Linked DNA regions of Homo sapiens: region 1 is linked to region 2. The links are chromatin contacts, found by Hi-C or POLR2A ChIA-PET in ENCODE. All regions are on one chromosome and are shown on one strand. Each heading gives the region's core, a stretch centred on a gene start or an enhancer-like site at or near the end of the contact. The rest is flanking DNA. Distances are from core to core; before and after follow the strand shown.

What was found. A loop is a pair of places that touch in the nucleus more often than their neighbours do. ChIA-PET counts read pairs that join two places held with the same protein, here RNA polymerase II (POLR2A). Pooled maps may share reads with other maps.
Region 1: a pooled map shows a loop between it and region 2 (2.2-fold over the local background). The contact joins the enhancer-like site here to the promoter of MAST2 in region 2. A Hi-C loop is called at or near these places in 1 of 168 maps with a recorded cell type or tissue (cardiac septum) and 4 of 50 pooled maps. POLR2A ChIA-PET finds 5 or more read pairs at or near these places in 3 of 52 experiments (OCI-LY7, activated CD4-positive, alpha-beta T cell and activated CD8-positive, alpha-beta memory T cell).

What each region holds. Positions count from the first base shown.
Region 1 is chr1:46,033,393-46,039,472 of GRCh38, reverse strand. MAST2 (microtubule associated serine/threonine kinase 2) reads right to left here. Exons shown (of 29, transcript NM_015112.3): 27 at 5,535-5,671; 28 at 5,207-5,400; 29 at 3,351-4,935. The coding sequence ends at 3,407. Among named protein-coding and RNA genes, the nearest start is that of PIK3R3, 96 kb to the left of the region's middle. RefSeq lists enhancers at 2,350-2,399, 2,009-2,510. Within about 2 kb of position 2,337, at least 6 of the 41 ENCODE cell types and tissues checked have a DNase peak (open chromatin) inside an H3K27ac peak, as active enhancers do.
Region 2 is chr1:45,801,072-45,806,851 of GRCh38, reverse strand. MAST2 (microtubule associated serine/threonine kinase 2) reads right to left here and starts at 3,240. Exons shown (of 29, transcript NM_015112.3): 1 at 2,780-3,240. The coding sequence starts at 2,956. RefSeq lists a silencer at 2,973-3,412.

The DNA.
Region 1 (6,080 bases), core at 1,088-3,587, 230 kb before region 2:
ATTTCTCCTAATCCCAGAGTTGTTCGCACTTCTGTGTTTAGGATGCTCAAATTCCTAGCTCCTTCCCAGTTCTTTCTTCTGAACTCTACCCGCTGGCTGGATGTTTCCACTGGGCTCCTGGGTATCTCACCGACACTTCAAACTTGTTTACTTGGGGCTGGGCGTGGTGGCTCATGCCTGTAATCCCAGCACTTTGGGAGGCCGAGGCGGGTGGATCACCTGAGGTCAGGAGTTCGAGAACAGCCTGGCCAACGTGGTGAAACCCCGTCTCTACTAAAAGTACAAAAATTAGCTGGGCGTGGTAGCATGCACCTGTAATCCCAGCTACTCGGGAGGCTGAGGCATGAGAATTGCTTGAACCTGGGATGCAGGGGTTGCAGTGAGCTGAGGCCGTGCCACTGCACTCCAGCCTGGGCAACAGAGCGAAACTCTGTCTCAAAAAAGCAAACTTGTTTACTTGTCAGAAAAAGTATGATTGGCTATGAATTTCCTCACCTTCCTACCACCAAACCTACAACCTTATCTATATCTACATAACTATTCTCCCTCCCATCTGTTAAATTACAATAGTCCCCTCCAACTAAAGTCAATCCTTCCACATGTATTTTGGAATCTATTTTCTTCCACCTCAGGAATCTCCCAAGATTAAGATCAATTCTTTCTCTACTTCAACTGGATCATTTCCACTGACACTTAAACATGGTTGGTTGGTTCTCATTCTACTCCCCTAATCCCTACTCAATCATCCCATATACCTTTATCTCTTTTCTCCTCTTCAAAGCCAAGCCTTTGGAAAGAACTGTCTTAAATTTCCTTATTTCCCCATCTCAAATATTTCAGTACTGGTTCCACCACTGTTTGAAACTGCTTTTCTTGATGCCTTCAATAACCATCGCTGTTAACTATCCTGTCCATGGAAAGCTCCTTCATGGACTCTATCACAACTCACTAATCTAATATTCTTCTGACATCTGACTGTTCTTTTACATCTCCTGGATTCCTTCAGTTCTCAATGCCATTTTACCTGGCAGTTTTATCCACAGCCATGAATCCACCTACCATCTCTAGGCTGATTACATCTGTTTATTTCATTTGCCCAGACCTCTATTGGAAGCTACTTCATATTTAGCGTATGGAATGCAGCACTGAACTACTTAGCCCTGGTTCTCTTCCTTGTTTCTTATTTCGGTGAATGGAAATACAATTCATCTGGTTATATAAGTCAAAAATGTAGTCAGTCATCATCCTTGATAGCCCTCTGCTTCATACCTAAAGTCCTTCACCAAGTGTCAATCAAAACATCACTTCTAACTTCACTGCTTCACTACCATCTGCACCCTTCATCCTGGAAGGCCCCCCTTCTTCCATTCTTGTCCCCCTCAGATCCATTCTCATTATAGCAACCAGTCATCTTTTCAAAATACAAATCTGAACCGATGTAAAACATTAAATAAGTCTCCATTGATCTTAGGGTGAATTACAAAATTAGATGGTCTGGCTTCTCCCTGATTCAGGATCTCAATCCCCACCTTCAACTTTTCACTGGCTCTATCCCCCTCAGCTAGTGCCAGTATTTCGGGACTTCTTCCTCATTCTGCGTATGTTCCCTGGACAGTCCTCATCTCCTGTGGCTTTCATTGCCCTCTACTTCCTGATGGCTCCCAAATCTAGATGTCCAGCTTCCCACCCTTTCCTTCCTTACCTCCTCACTGTTGCTGTTCTAGTTCAGACCACCAAAATGGGTCACTACATCCTCTGTGGTACGCTCACTCCACTCCAGCCTCTCTATACTGCAGCGAGTGATCTTCCTAAAGCAAATGATAATACCACTTCCCTGAAGTTACCTTTTAGAAACTCTTCACTACCCTCAGGATAATCCCACCAGTTTCTCAAGGGGAACACCACTGACACTTGGGGCAGTTGCCCAGTGTGGTATAGGATGTTTAGCATCTCTGCTTCCTCCTCCCATCCCCATTTCCAACCCTCTAGGAGGGCAGTTCCCAACATCCTTTTCACCTGTGGTATGGTGCTTCTGACCAGATCCCTACATGCACGGGGCACTTGCTACCTCAGCCATGCCCCTGCCATTCTCCAGCTCACAACCTGTGATCTGTCTGCCCAGGTCCCGGTACATTAGCCCAGGGTCCGCTGTGAATGAATGAAGAAGTGGAGAGGACTAGAAGGCTGAGGGGCCAAATATCTGCATAAATGGGCTCTGCCACTGTGGATACAGTGCGCCCTCTGGTGGCCACAGCCTTCCCAGGCAATGGCCCAGAGGCATTTTCGTCTTCAGGCCTCCTAACACGTCTTCTTCAGACCTAGGCACTGGATTGTGGGACGATCAGTGCAACCAGTGCAAGACAGTTTCTCAAGTCCTCTATCACTATGGAGACAAAGCCTTGGTGCTCTACCAAGCCCCACTGCCTGCCCTGTGATGCCACCTCCTGACTCCCCTGGCACTGGTCCCACTTATGTCCTCCCCCTTCCTCCCACACTACCATCAAATGAAGTTCTACTCAATGCGGGCTACACACACGATGTCCATCCACCTCCAGTGCTGAGGCCTCTACCTACAACAGCCCAGGAAGAGCTCACTGGCTACAATTATGAAGGGCTTGTTACTAAATACGACTGGCAGCTGTTTTAATCTCGCCCTCACCTCGGCATTTATCGTTAACTTCTCTGTCCATTTTAAAACTCCTCCCATAGACTTTATGACTCTGCTGGTTGCTGCTTCTGTCTTCTCTTTTATCTCAAACGCACCCAAAGTTAAACTCTTTGCCTTCTCTCACTTCTTCCCCTCCTCATTTCCTGGCTGAGGCAATCCTAGTTAGGAGAGATGTGAGTTCCGGAGTCCAAGGGAGACCTACGTTCTAACCCCCGTTCTACCCAAGCTACTGTATTACCATGGGCATCAAAGTCTTAGTGCCCTTATCTATGAAGGAATTTTAGTTGCTACATGGTATTTTCTGGTTCCCCATCACCTTCACGAAGTCAAATCTCCTGGAAGACCATTAGACATGGCCCTTGCCTCACTTGCCAGACCCGTTTCTACTTTGAATTATCTTTGGTTCCTTGACTATGCCAGGTATACTGCATGTGCTAAACGTTGCCTGGACAGCCTTTCTTATGCCAACCTCCACTCTTCCACACCCAGCAAACTACTACCTATCATCTATTCTTCATGTTTGAGCTCAAATGTCAAAGCCTTTGGGAAGTCAAGCTGGGTTAGGTGGCCCTCCCCTGGTGGTGGAAACTGTTTTATTCACCACTATATTCCCAGCAGCAACACAGGACCTAGTTACATGTGGGTTGACCGAAGGAAAACAAGCAAGCAAAAGACATAAAGATGGTTTCCAGGAGCATATATTACACAGGTCTGAGTGCAAGAAATGGCAAACAACTGCTATGTTTGCTTTAAAAGCTCATCTGGAACCAATGCCAAATCCCGATGCTTTTGATGGCCCCCTGGTTCTTGGCCCCTCCTGAGGCTGGGCTCAGACTTCTGGGTGAGGGGGCAGCCTCGGCATGGAACGTCCTGCCTTCTGTCACCTGAGGCATCAGGCACTTGGGTGATGCTCAGGGCTGGATCCTCTTTCACTGCTTGTGCACACTCAGACTCCCATAGCCAGCCCTGGCTGGGATCCTCATAAGATGGATGGGCCAGTCTGGGGGCACTAGGTGGCTGTGTCTTCCCCTGCTCCCTGGGAGACAGGTTCTTAGGCTGGGCTGGAGTTGTGTTTTCCAAATCCTGGAGGTTGGCTAGCCCACCTGCCATGGTTGCCTTTCTGCTTGGGGATGCCCTGTCTGGGCCCTCAATAAGGGATTTCCAGGACCACATGCTCAGCTTCCCAGAGGTGGAGCTGGGAGGAGAGCAACTGCTGGTGGGGGTGAGTCCCGAAGTGCTGGGAGAAAGTGCTGTTAGTGCCTGGGTGTGGAGGTGCTGGGCCTTCCAGCAACCTTCAGGAGGGATGGGGTCTGTGGCTCCAGACTGACCTAGGTTGGGGCCTGCTGAGGAGGAGCTGGCAGCCTCCTCAATGGCTTGTGGGCTCCCGAGCCTCCTGTGGGGACCACTGGGACTTTCCATTCTGGGAGGCCCCAGTGTGATCCCTGTCAATAGGCTTGGGACCATTGGGCCCAGGCTCCTAGGGTCTCTGGACGGGAAAGGATCCTCTTCCCCACTCTCTCCTGCTCCTTTAGGGGCCACACTCTGGCTCACTTCTGGGTGAGGTGCCAAGCTCAGCTCCTGTGCACCCTGGCTGTTCTCAGGCCCTTCCTCGGTGTCGTCCTCTGAGGAGTCCACCTCACGAATGGCTTCTTGCTTCTGCAGCGACTCCCGTCGTTCGGCTCGGTCCTGCCGGAGGGTGCCTAGGGCCCGTGAGGGAGCAGGCTGCAGCACCCCCTTCCCTGGCAGGGCCCCCTTGCCAGACAGCACACTCCTGGCTCCAACTACCTCCAGAGGGCTCACTTCCCTGGGCGGCAGTTCCTTCTTTAGTTCAGAGTGGGGCAGGTCAAGGCTGTGCTTGCGAGAAGTGGCTAGCTTCTTCTCAGAGGCGGCAAGTGCTGCTGCCAGTTTCTCAGCCGACTGCACCCTCTTGAGTAGTGGTGAACGGGGTGGCTCCGCACTCTTGGGCCGTGAGAGTTGCCTGCCCAGGGGAGGTGACAAGTGAAGCTTTGTGGGAAAGGCCTGGGCTACATGGCCAGACAGGGGCGATGGGGACCGCTGAGGTGAAGCTGTTGGGGGTGGGGGAGAAGGGGTGTGGGCCAGTGGTGACAGTGGGATGCTGCCTGCTGACTTGCGCCGTGGAGAGCGGTACTGGCGTTGGAGCTTGGGTGCCAGACCGTGGAGGGAGCTGGGCCGTGTGTGCCCAGAGCCGGCTGGGGAACTGGGCACGCTGGAGCTGGGGGAGCTGCTCTGTGATGAATTCCCTCCCACTTTGTACAGAGACAGACAGACAGACAGACAAAAGCAGAGCAGTGTTAGCTGTTAGAAGTGACTCAAGGGCAAGACAGGGCTTAGCCCTGTTATGTCCCAGAAACCAAGCTACCCCCTTCCCCATCAATTAATTCCTCCCCAAGACTACAGGATCTTTCAGGGGGTGGGCTAAATGAGAGACTCAGAGTGGGATCTGTCAGAAGCACACAGGGCCTAGGAACTTTCCTATTTCCCAGGGGTTGTCACTGATCTGCAGGGAGCCCTTCGTACCTGAATGCACAGCATCGGGGGTCACCCGGTAGCCTTGAGTGGGAGATCGGGGGGAAAGGCTGTGGCTGTGTGTGGGAGAGCCTGGCCCACTCTCCCCTGATGACAAGGAGCGGTTAAGGGAAGAAAGGCTGCGGCTGGTGTGGAGCAGGGATGCTTGCTTGGTGATCTTGCGGAACAGGGAGCTCCTTTTTCTGCTGCGGGGATAAGGGTCAAAGGCTGAGTCGGTGCAGTGAGCACAGCACACACTGGACCCCCAGGGCCAAGGCACCCACCACGTACCAGCACTCATGTGGCTCAGAGAAAACCCTCTTCACTGCGCCTGGCTCACCTTTCTTGCCCATCCTTGCCGCGGCTCCTCTTGCTCCTTCGGGCCATCTTGGCCTTGTAGCTGCCCTTCCGAGCTGGCCCCACTTTAATGGATGTGTTCTCCAGGGGAGTTGTTGAAATGGCCACCTTGTTTCCACTCTGGGGAGCAGAGCATGAGGCCTAGGCTAAGCTGGAGCCATATTCTTGCCCCTCCCCTCCCCCAATCCTTCCCTTCTGGCATGGCTATACCACAGCTCCAGCTTTTTGTCCCTGCACCAACACATCTGAACCACAGGCCTATATTATTGTTTTTACAGATGAGGAAATGGCTCCCATTGGAGCCCCAGAGTGGTTTGGGGTAAGAAGGTAGAAAACAGGCTAATCCGTCCCATTCTGCAGCCCTACCCACAGCTCAGAAGGATCCCTGGGCCTTAGTCAGGGAGGGTACTGCCTTGTGGAGAAAACTCTCTGTTGTGCCACATTCAAGTTCTGTGTGTACCTACATCTTTTTTTTTTTTTTTTAAGACAGAGTCTCACTCTGTCACCCAGGCTGGAGTGCAGTGGTGCG
Region 2 (5,780 bases), core at 1,991-4,490:
TAATCCCAGCACTTTGGGAGGCCAAGGCGGGCAGATCATCTGAGGTTAGGAGCTCGTGACTAGCCTGGCCAACATGGTGAAACCCCATCTCCACTAAAAATAGAGAATTAGCCAGGCATGGTGGTGCATGCCTGTAATCCCAGCTACTCGGGAGGCTGAGGCAAGAGAATCGCTTGAATCCGGGAGGCAGAGGTTGCAGTGAGCTGAGAATGTGCCGCTGCACTCCAGCCTGGGCGAGAGAGCAAGACTCTGTCTCAAAAAGAAAAAGAAAAAGAAATTAAAAAATTAGCTGGGCATGGTGGTATGTGCCTATGGTCCCAGCTACTTGGGAGGCTGAGGCAGGAGGATCACTTGAGCCTGGGAGTTCAAGGCTGCCGTGAGCTATGACGGCACCACTACACTCCAGCGTGGGTGACAGAGTGAGATCCTGTCTCAAAAACAAAAATAAGTTTTAGTAACCATCACAATACATTCATACAATGGAAAATTACACAGCAATGAAAAAGAACTGTTTCTACAAGCAACAACATGGATGAGTCTCAAGACATGATCCGAATGAAAGAATCTGGTCACAAAACAGTACACACTATGATTCCATTTATATGAAGTATTAGTTCAAAACAAATCTATAGTGACAGAGGTGGTGAGGGAGGTTACATCTGTAAAAGAGTAGTGCTAGGAGAAAGCACAGGGAGCATTCTAGGGTACTGGGAATGTTCTCCATCCTGATGTGAGTTGTGATCATACAGGTACTCATTCTGTAATATTTCATGGACTGAATGAACCTTTGATTTGTCAAACCTCAATAAAAAAGTAATCCCACACAAAAAAAGCTTTCGGTGACCTTAAAGACATCAGTTTTGGGAAAGCATAAGTGAAGAAGCCAAACCATATTAGAAATGTATACAAGGTGAGGAAGCTAAGACACTGAATACAAACTCATTTTTCAAGAAGGTTGTTGGGGAAGCAAAGAAGAGATAACAAAGTAGTTTGGGTAGGTTACACAATTCAGGGAAATTATGTTGTTTTGTTTTTATTTGTGATATAAAACAAAGAGAGTAACAAGGGTCTAAGGCAAACAAAAGAGGATGAAATCAAGGACATAAGTAGAGAAATTAGCCTCGGAGAGGAGGATGAGTACTTTTCTCTGAGACTGAAGCTAAGGATGAGAAAACACAAAAATCATAAAATAAAGAGGAGGGAAAAATCAAGTAATCTTGAACTCTACCATGAAATACGCAGTAAGGTCAACTGGACAGGTAAACTGAGACAGGAAAGGACCTGGACTTGAAGTTCATTGTACAAGTTTTGACTAGATGATACTGCAGAGAATGTAAAAGATAAGTATTAGGCACATGGGGGAGTAAATTGCAGCAAGAGGACAATGCTCAGCAGCTAGAAGCGGGGCAGAGATGGTCAATGGTGCAGTCTCCTCAGGGCTCAGTGGGGAATAAGAGGTGGAAGAACAAAAGGGGGGAAAAGTCCAAGGGCTACCTAGCATGGTATATAATTTTTAAACTGTCTAAAGGGCCGGGCACACTGGCTCATGCCTGTAATCCCGATTACCTGAGGTCAGAGTTCCAGACCAGCCTGGCCAACATGGTGAAACCCTGTCTCTGCTAAAAATACAAAAAAATTAGCTGGACATGGTGGTAGGCACCTGTAATCCCAGCTAGCCGGGAGGCTGAGGCAGGAGAATCGCTGAACCCAGGAGGTGGAGGTTGCAGTGAGCCGAAATAATGCCACTGCACTCTCCCCTGGGCGACAGAGCGAGACTTCGTCTCAAAAAAAAAAAAAAATGTCTAAGGAAAATGCTAATTTATCTGAGAGAAAAGAGGTAAGAGACCTATAAGAAGTCTTAAAACATTCATGGATGAAGTCAGTAGGATCCCGAATAGAGCTGAACAAAAGGAAAGCTGTCACTAGAGTTCATTACTACAGAACATTTTTCTGTAAATCCAACAAGACCAAGGATTACTTATTCTCCTTTCACTAAACTTATTACCGCTACTAGTGGCAGCTTCTCCTGCCTGATAAAACTGACCTTTATCCCCTACTCATAAATACACCTACTCTTGACTAATAAATTACATAAACATATCCTGTTCATTCAGAAACTCCATGAATATTTGTATGCTGCTGTGTTTTCCCAGTAATGTGTTTTCAGTGGAAAACTAGCAGGCAAACCATATATCTACGAATTCTGTTCACAAAATTGGGCTTAACACTGCTCACATGCAGGTGTTTCACAAGTGCTTTCTTGTGAAATAGATGGTTGGTAAAGAGAGCCTTAACAATGATTGTGAACACACTGGTACAAAAGTATAATGATGGCCAAATCAGAGAATGCTTGGGAGTGTCATCCGTTTTTACAATTTTAAGGACAACCTCTAGAAAACAGGATAACACTACATCAAATTGACTTACATCTTACTCTATTTACTCCTATGGATAACTCCTCAACGCCTCTTTAGTAAGCCTACTCGTTGCAGCTCACACACTCAGCCCACATTCCAGCGTCCTTTCGCCCCATCCAGAACCCCTGACTATCTCTTGCACCAATTTTTCATTCTTCTACACCCCCATTTCCAATACAACCCCAGGCCACCACTTCCATTTCTCCACTCCCCATTTCTCGGCCTCCCCAGACCTCCCACTCCTCCCCGCGAACTACTCAGACCCCACCCCTCCAAAGCTCCAGCCCGGGTCCTCCCGCCGAAGATCCCCTCCCCCACGGCTTCCATTCAGGTTCACCCTCCCGGATCCCAACCCGCCCTACCTGCTCCTTGCCCTCGGGCCCCGCGGGGCCCGTCCGCTCCTCCAGCCGCTGCCTCCCGGGCGGCGCTCGCCGGCGCGGCGGCAAAGACTGAGACAGCTCCGCTGCCCGCTGAACTCCATCCTCCCGGCGGTCGGGCGGCGGCGGCTGCGGTCGGTCGCGGCAGCGGCTCCGCTTCATATCTGCAGCTGGGGCCCGCGGGCGTCAGCGCCGCGACTGTCCCGGCTCCGCACTGCCCCGGGCCGCAGCGCAGCCGCGCCAACCACCACCCGCGGCCACCATGGCCGGACGGGCTCCCTAAGCCACCGACCCCAGCCCGCGGCGCCTTCGAGCCTTCTGGGGCCTCCGGCGCCGCGACCTCCTCTGCGCTCCTCACGGAAGAGACAGCATCGCTGACGCCTCGCCTTCTCCCACCCAGCACACGTTGGGCAGGCCACCCGCCGCCGGCTCAGCCGCCTGCCTACAGCCAGCCTTCGGCCGGCCCCGCCCCTCACGCGCGCGCACCGGGAGCCCGCCCGCCACCTCCGGCCGCGCGCCGCCTCCCGCGCACGCGCCAGCGAACGGTCGCAAAGGACCCGCCCGTGGCCCTGGCGCGCAGTCGGAGGACCAGAAGCGAGCGGGGCTCTCGGCGCGCCGTCAGCGGCTGCGGACTCCCATTGAATCTTTCATTCATCCATTCATGAAACTGCTGGGCCAAGCTCAGTGCTGGGGACCCAAAAATGAGTTCGAGTCGATCGGTGTCCTCAAAGAACTAGGGAGAGAGGGGCCGGGAGCAGGAAGGAGACAGAATAACACAACTAATGAATAGAAGGCTAATGCATGCTTTTTTATTTAGTGCCTGCCAACTCTCACCTAATTCTCACATCACACTTAGGAGGCAAATCTGCGCATTCTCATATTACAGATAAAGAGACTGAGGCGAAGTGAAATGCACCAGGTCACCCAGCAAATCAGTGATCAAACTAGACGGAATTCTGGCTCTTCTGTCCCTTTCCACCGTGTTTGCTCTTTCCGGACAGTAAGACAGTGTGGAAACGCCTATAAAAGTGGAAAAAGTGATGGATTCCTTCTGGGAGGAGGAGAGGACAAAAAAGGCATACAATGAAGTCATCGTGTAGAGCCCAGCCCAGTCTGCTGTGGCCTGGGTAGCCTGACCTGCTGCCTGCAGTGACTCATCTGCTCAGCAACATGTGGTGGTAGCTCAGCTCTGGCCTCCCTCTGGCTTCAGCTGGTCTGCCACATGTTGTGTTTTTCCTCTTTTGACCTAGAAGCCTTGCTTAAAGCCTTCACCCATTTGTCCTGGGCCTCTTCCCTGACCCCTTTCTGAGTAATAAAAATAGCCAACACTATGGAGTGCCCACTGCATACCACACACTGTGCATTCAATTCAGACATACACAAACAAGAAGTAAGTTGTATTTCCATTTTACAGTTGAGGAAATAGGCTCAAATTACATAATATGCTCAACATCACACAGCTTATAAGTCCAGAGCCAGGACTCAAACCCAGGTCTGCCAGATCCGGACAGAAAGACAGTGCGGAAACACCTATAAAAGTGGAAAAAGTGATGGATTCCTTCTGGGAGGCCGGGAGGATGCACATAACCAATGTGCTCTACGGCCTGTCACCAGCCTGCTCCTCTATTCCCTGTCCCAGTTCCTTACCACCCATCCAGTTGCCTCAACCAGAAACCTGGAAATCATCCTGGACTCCTTCCTTGTCCTTTCCTCACATCCAATAAATGAACAAGTCTTATTGCCTCTATAACCTCACTATTTCTCCAATCTGCCTCCTCTTTCCGTCCCATTGGCACCACCTCAAGTTTCATCTTCCCTCACCTACTTGACTGAGAAAGCCTTCAACGGGTTCACTTATGCCAGTCTCATTGTCTTTAAACTCATCCTTCAAAAAGCCCTCACAAGACTCTTCCTATATGTTACTTGCTTGCTTAAAACAATTAAATGGACCGGGTGCAGTGGCTCACGCCTATAATCCCAGCACTTTGGGAGGCCAAGGCGGGCAGATCATGAATTCAGGAGATCGAGACCATCCTGGCTAACACAGTGAAACCCCGTCTCTACTAAAAATACAAAAAAATTAGCCAGGCGTGGTGGTGGGTGCCTGTAGTCCCAGCTACTCAGGAGGCTGAGAACTGCATGAACCTGGGAGACAGAGCTTGCAGTGAGCCAAGATCGTGCCACCGCACTCCAGCCTGGGTGACAGAGCAAGACTCCGTCTCAAAAAAAAAAAAAAAAAAAAAAAACAGTTAAATGAGGCCGGGCACGGTGGCTCACTCCTGTAATCCCAGCACTTTGGGAGGCCAAGGCAGGTGGATAACGAGGTCAGGAGATCAAGACCATCCTGGCCAACACGGTGAAACCCTGTCTCTGCTAAAAATACAAAAAATTAGCTGGGCGTGATGGCGGGCGCCTGTAGTCCCAGCTACTCGGGAGGCTGAGGCAGGAGAATGGCGTGAACCCGGGAGGCGGAGCTGGCAGTGAGCCAAGATCGCACCACTGAACTCCAGCCTGGGCGACAGAGCGAGATTCCATCTCAAAAAAAAAAGCAATTAAATGAATCTCAAGATGAAGTGTAAACTTACTATGGCTGGCAAGGCCATCCAAATCTGGCCTCTACCTCCCTCTCCTTCTCCCATTAATCCATGTGGTGACAACTAATTATAATTATTCCAGCTACATGTACAGGGTCTGTCACATCCTTAGTTACAAATAACAAACAACTCTGACTATCTTAAGCCTAAGGGGTAATTTCTTAGAAGGCTACATAGAATGGATCACAGAGCTGAACAGAGATAGGAGAAAAAGGCTTACGTAGCTGGCAGGAAACAAGGAGCCCCCACAGACTGAACCTTAGGGACAATCTCAGGACACTGCTGTCACAACCACCAGGCAATGAGCTGCGCTGCTACTGTGCACCCCTGCAAAGTAATTCTAACCCTCTCTTCATAGTTGTATCATCATTACAGATCAACAGTCTCTGGCA